Regions from separate parts of the Homo sapiens genome. Here region 1 is linked to region 2. The links are chromatin contacts, found by Hi-C or POLR2A ChIA-PET in ENCODE. All regions are on one chromosome and are shown on one strand. Each heading gives the region's core, a stretch centred on a gene start or an enhancer-like site at or near the end of the contact. The rest is flanking DNA. Distances are from core to core; before and after follow the strand shown. Region 1 overlaps C1orf21 (chromosome 1 open reading frame 21). Region 2 overlaps C1orf21 (chromosome 1 open reading frame 21).

The links. Hi-C counts contacts between places; a loop is a spot of excess contacts on that map. ChIA-PET counts read pairs that join two places held with the same protein, here RNA polymerase II (POLR2A). Pooled maps may share reads with other maps.
Region 1: a loop to region 2 is called in a map of heart right ventricle, with 1.8 times the contacts of the local background. The contact joins two enhancer-like sites. A Hi-C loop is called at or near these places in 7 of 168 maps with a recorded cell type or tissue (A673, heart left ventricle, heart right ventricle and 1 more), 4 of 37 single-sample maps with no recorded cell type and 5 of 50 pooled maps. POLR2A ChIA-PET finds 5 or more read pairs at or near these places in 3 of 52 experiments (MCF 10A, OCI-LY7 and Panc1).

The regions. Positions count from the first base shown.
Region 1 is chr1:184,502,799-184,505,529 of GRCh38, forward strand. All of the region lies in intron 2 of C1orf21 (chromosome 1 open reading frame 21), which reads left to right. Among named protein-coding and RNA genes, the nearest start is that of C1orf21, 120 kb to the left of the region's middle. Within about 2 kb of position 1,400, at least 2 of the 41 ENCODE cell types and tissues checked have a DNase peak (open chromatin) inside an H3K27ac peak, as active enhancers do.
Region 2 is chr1:184,540,477-184,543,176 of GRCh38, forward strand. All of the region lies in intron 3 of C1orf21 (chromosome 1 open reading frame 21), which reads left to right. Among named protein-coding and RNA genes, the nearest start is that of C1orf21, 150 kb to the left of the region's middle. Within about 2 kb of position 1,378, at least 2 of the 41 ENCODE cell types and tissues checked have a DNase peak (open chromatin) inside an H3K27ac peak, as active enhancers do.

The sequences.
Region 1 (2,731 bases), core at 150-2,649, 38 kb before region 2:
CATGCATGATGGCTTACACCTGTAATTCCAACACTTTGGGAGTCTGAGGTGGGAGGATTGCTTGGGTCCAGGAGTTTAAGACCAGCCTGGCCAACATGGTGAAACCCTGCCTCTACAAAAAATACAAAAATTAGGCAGGCATGATGGTGTGCACCTGTGGTCCCAGCTACTCAGGATGCTGAGGTGGGAGGATCACTTGAGCCTGGGAGATGGAGGTTGCAGTGAGCCGTGATCATGCCATTGCACTCCAGCCTGGGTGACAGGGTAAGAAACTGTCTCAAAAAAAAAAAAAAAAAAAAAAAAAGATGTATCAAGCAATCTTATTTTGAAATGTTTGCCTCTATTAGGTTAATTTGAAGCAAACTCTGGAAGGAACTGAGAATATTTTATACTAAGTGTACCAAAGCTTCTTGTTAGGAAGTTTATAACTACCCTAAAAGTTGCTTAATAATGACTATTACATTGGAACTGACTAAATCACTTTCTACTAGTGAGGACAGTAGTTATCGTTCAGGGACTTCCTGACTCAGGGAATTGATAGTGGTATATGAGGTTCTTTAGCTGAGTCTTTGTGTGTAAGTTTACTCCAAATTTAGAGTCAGCCCTAGTTATCTGTGGTCAGTCAAGTAGAAGATGGGTTCTCAGAGCATTAGTCTTCCCCTCAAGACAGCTGGTTTTCCTTGGGCGCTCTCTGCTGTCCTCCGTCCCCTCTCCTCTACATCCCTGCATCGCTTAGTACAGAGCCCAGCACATAGGTACTCAGACTGTACTGAGTGTACACCTTCCAGATGAGGACAGTGTAGAAGTAAACCATAGTTAGCTATGCTGAAGTGATTGACGCCTTCACTCTTCTCTGCTCTTTAATTCCTCTCCAACAAACTTGTGTTCAACCCAATAAAGATGTTAGGTTCTGACCTATTGCTAGCTACAAAACTAGAACTCGTGGGTCAGACCCCATTCCTTCCAAGCTTTGCAGATAGAAGATCTGCCACGAGGTTACCTTTGTATTTAATAGAACTGACTTTTAAATGAATCAACTAGAGAAATGGTTGCTGGAATGAGTTTGGCATGTCAGGATTATTAAAAAGTTAAAAATTTTCATAGATGTACATGTTCAAGGGAGAAGCAGGAAAAACGGCAGAAACAGACTGTACCCACTACTGTTTGAGATCAGAAGGGATCTTACAGTTTTCTAAAATGATGAAAATTTGAATCTACTCTGACACCTTCTCACGTAGTCTTCTTTTGATCAATGCCACTGAACAATCCCAGCCCCACTTGGATGTAATCTGAGGAATAAAATGCTAAAAATATCACCCAGGCGTTGCTTTTACCCCAGATCTATTTTGACTAGCACAGCCTGCAACTGTTTACATGCAGAGAACAGGAGTCAGCCTACTGTTCCCGACGTGCATTTTAATAAGCCACCTGACAAGATCAACAGGAAGAAAAGAAAAATTGGGAACAGGTGCAAGGAAGCTGGGGGGAGCCGAAGGAAGACAGGTCCTGTGTCTCCCTTCTCTTCCTCGAGTTGGCACGTTTTTCTGCGCCAGGACCCTCTGGCTGTAACGGTGGCTGTCTCCATTTCTTCCAGTGTGGGCTCTGATAAAGGGAACCTAAAGTCTCAAATTAATCCCCCATGTCTTCAACAAAAGGAAAACTGGATTTTGGTAGTGATTGTTTTACTGTCGTAACCCAAAATGCTTCATTCATTCGCTCAGAGGCTGGTTGGTGAGGTAGGACGTTCCTGATGGCTGCCTTGCCTTGGGAATGTGTGGTGCATTTGCTGATGAGATGTCTGTTTCCAGATGGATATCTTCCTTCCCGGCACCAGCCTTTGAGAATGTGACAGACCATTTTTAAATATTTGCTTTGTACAAATTGTGGCCTATTGAAGGATCTTGCCCAGCTTTTTTTGTTTTATACCGTGATGGATTTTGTGCGGTGTGTTGTGTAAGTAATAATGATAGGTCTGGCTTTGTAGTCGTGGCTGTTTGTTTTCTCTTCCTTTGTATCCAATCTTATTGTGTTCCTCTTAACACCACGTTGGCTAGCCAGCCAGGGTTGTTAATGACATGTTAAAGCCTATCTTCTGTCTAAATTGGTGGGGATTCTGTCTTGATTTAAAAAATGGCCTGTGTTTAGAATAATGCTGCTTTGAAAGTCATGTAGCCAGTAGCTTTTCCATTTCATTGGAAAAACATATTGGAAAAGTAGTAATAGTTTGTCCACTACCTTCAATTTAGTTGTGTTCCCTGGAGGGATAAGAAAATGAAGACTGAATGTCACTGGGCTGTTCAGAGTATGTCTGCACTAGTCTGTGGCTTGGCAGACGGGAGAGGACAGTGGGCAAGTGCAAGGGCATCTCCTCCCTAGGAGAAACCTTCACTACACAGTGGGCAAGGGGCCATCTGGGTCTTTCAGAAGGTTCTGCTTAGGTCCAAAAATGTTACCCTCTTCCCCATCCTACAGACAAAATCATAGAATCCACTTGTGATACATAAAGAAATATATATATATATATATATATATATATATATATACACACATGCCATATATATATAGACATGTATATATTCACCTATATATATTTATATCAGTGTTCTGTGTATTTAAATAATTAGAAACTCACCATTAGCAATTAAGTTCACAATTTAGTTCAGTTAAAGTTTATTAATAGTAGGCCAGGCATGATGGCTCACGCCTGTAATCTCAGTACTTTGGGAGGCCG
Region 2 (2,700 bases), core at 128-2,627:
AGGCTGGAGTGCAGTGGCACGATCTCAACTGCAACCTCCACCTCCTGGGTTCAAGCAATTCTCCCACCTCAGCTTTCCGAGTACCTGGGACTACAGGTGCATGACACCATGCCCGGCTAAGGTTTTGTATTTTTAGTAGGGACAGGGTTTCGCCATGTTGGTCAGGCTGGTCTTGAACTCCTGACCTCAGGTGATCTGCCCACCTTGGTCTCCCAAAGTGCTGGGATTACAGGCGTGAGCCACCGTGCCCAGCCAGGAATTTCTAATCTAGTTTTAGAAAAAGTTTATGAAGCTAAAAAGTTATTTTTGTAGTTCTGATGCCATGCAATTTGGTGACTTTTTGATCTGTACCTGTAAATGGTATTGCCACAAATAGCGTAAATGCCATCATACCAGTTTTTTCTCCAAATGTTTATTATTTTTTAACCATTTAAAAGAATTATTTCATTTATTTGAAAGCCAGTTCCAAAAACAAATGATAATAGCTAACAATTGTTGTATGCTTCCTGTTTGCCATGTGGATCTAAGTGGTCCATATGAATTATCTTAAAAATCTTCATAACAATCATCATTTACCTGAGGAAACTGAGATATAGAGAAACCAATAAATGTACTAAACCCCACATAGTTGGGGGTGGGTATGAAGGAATTGGGATTTAAAGACATGTTGTCTGTGACATCTGGCCTCTTGGAGAAGGGTGGGATCCCAGAACCACTTATGTCTGTTGTTGATTTTGTCCAAGTGTGAAGGTAGCAGTACAGATGAAATATAAATTATACTTTTTTCACACACAGCCAGTGTGTTATTTTCCCCCTCAGGACCCCTAGGTTTTATTTTTTGCTTGTTTATTTAAGCAAATATCTTTAAAATAATGACTTTGAGCACCATCCTCAATGATCATACTTTCTTGTCATCATTAGAAGAACCAGCCTTGACCTCGCCATCTACCACATGCCTCCACCCCAGCACACAGAATTATGACCTCACCTCTTCTTTAGGTCTCCAGCTAAGGCTGTTTATAAGTGGCCTGTCTGGATGTCTTCAGGTGACAGATATGGATATATATCTTGTGCTCAGACCCTGGCAGAAATGACAGGGAGAAAATATGTGATTCTTAAATATTTACGAAGAGATCTCATCATGGTCCTCTGAGGATGTTAAGAACCCAAAGAATCTTAATTGTTTACAGTGCTCTCCCATTAAAACTTTAAAAGCAGTGGCCTGGGTTTCTTCTTTCAGAGTGGACCTGGCACTCCAGAGGGAAAGCTCATTTGCTTGATTGGCTTTTTGGGAAAGGTGTGCCAACGAATGTGTTTTCATTTAATAATCTGGAAACCAGGGGGATCACGGACTGGCGTGCAGAGTTGCTCAGCTAGAAGCGTCTGAACTTGAGTGGGAAGGTGACAGGATTCAGTGTGGCTTCGGGCCGGTGTGGTTTGTGAGCTTAGCCAGCTATCCTATGACAGTTTTACAAGTATAGAACTCTTGAATATGCTGAAGTTGAATATTCTGGGAAAGGAAGGGCGAAGGTGATTGAACTGTGCTCTTGTTTTTGCTTTCAGGCAAATTCCTCTTCTATACCGGGTGCAGTCATCTTTAGCTTGTCAGTTATTGTCACAACTTGTTGGGAAGATCATCAGCTTAGCCACATAGAGTTGCCTAAATATTTGAGCAGAAACCCCAGCCCTTCTGCAGGGTCTCACGTGAACATCCTACCAGATGTGGGGATATCAAGGTAAAAGACAGGGCAATTCATATAATAATACCAACAGCATACACTATGTGCCAGGCACAGTTCTAAGCACTTTACATGTCTTAGGAAAAGGTTTTTCGTATCCTTATTTTAGAGATGAGGAAAACTTAAACACTTAGGTAACTTGCCTGGGGTCACACAACCAGTAAAGAATGGAGCTAGATTCAAACCCAAGCAGGCTGGCTGCAGTAGCCAGAATGACCCAATCGTAGTTCACAGTAGTATTCACTCAAGGGATTCAGTAGGATCCATAATGATTCATAGGACAGAATGCATATCTCAACAAAACATATGTTTGTTTTGTGTTGTCTGAAGGTTGTAGATGAAGTACCTGGCAAGCATGTCAGAATTCTGAGCTGCCACTGGATGAGAAACTTCCATGTCAGAGAATCCTTTCTCCTTCCTACATGGAGAGGTGGTGAGTTAGTGAGTACAATAAGAGATAGTGCTTATACGTAGATGAGTTATTAGAAAATCTTTATGGAGCACACGCTATGTGTGGAGCATGTGCCAGTAACAAGACAAGGATGATTGTCTTTGTGTCTCTGAGAATCCAGCAGACCTCTAGGGAGAAGAAGGAGAGTTCACTTCAATGAGCCCAGAGTCCCTCACTCTCCTGGCTTTTTGGAGACTGCCTGCCTTCCATAGCCACATTATCCTAAGGGAGGAAAGAAAGAGTTAACATTCCATGGCCTTATCCAAAGCCTTCTTTGACTGTTATTGGGAAACAGTGCTTTGGGGGATGATACTGCTTAGTGCAAATAAAATGTCCTCTGGCCTGAACCTTAGAGAACCCTGAGCATGGCATCCACCTTGCTGTGGGAACCAACACTTTAATTTCCTTTCCTCTGGCTCAACGCCTGTAATCCTGGCACTTTGGGATGCTGTGGCAGGAGGATCAGTTGAACCCAGGAATTCCAGCCTTGGCAATATAGCAAGACACCTT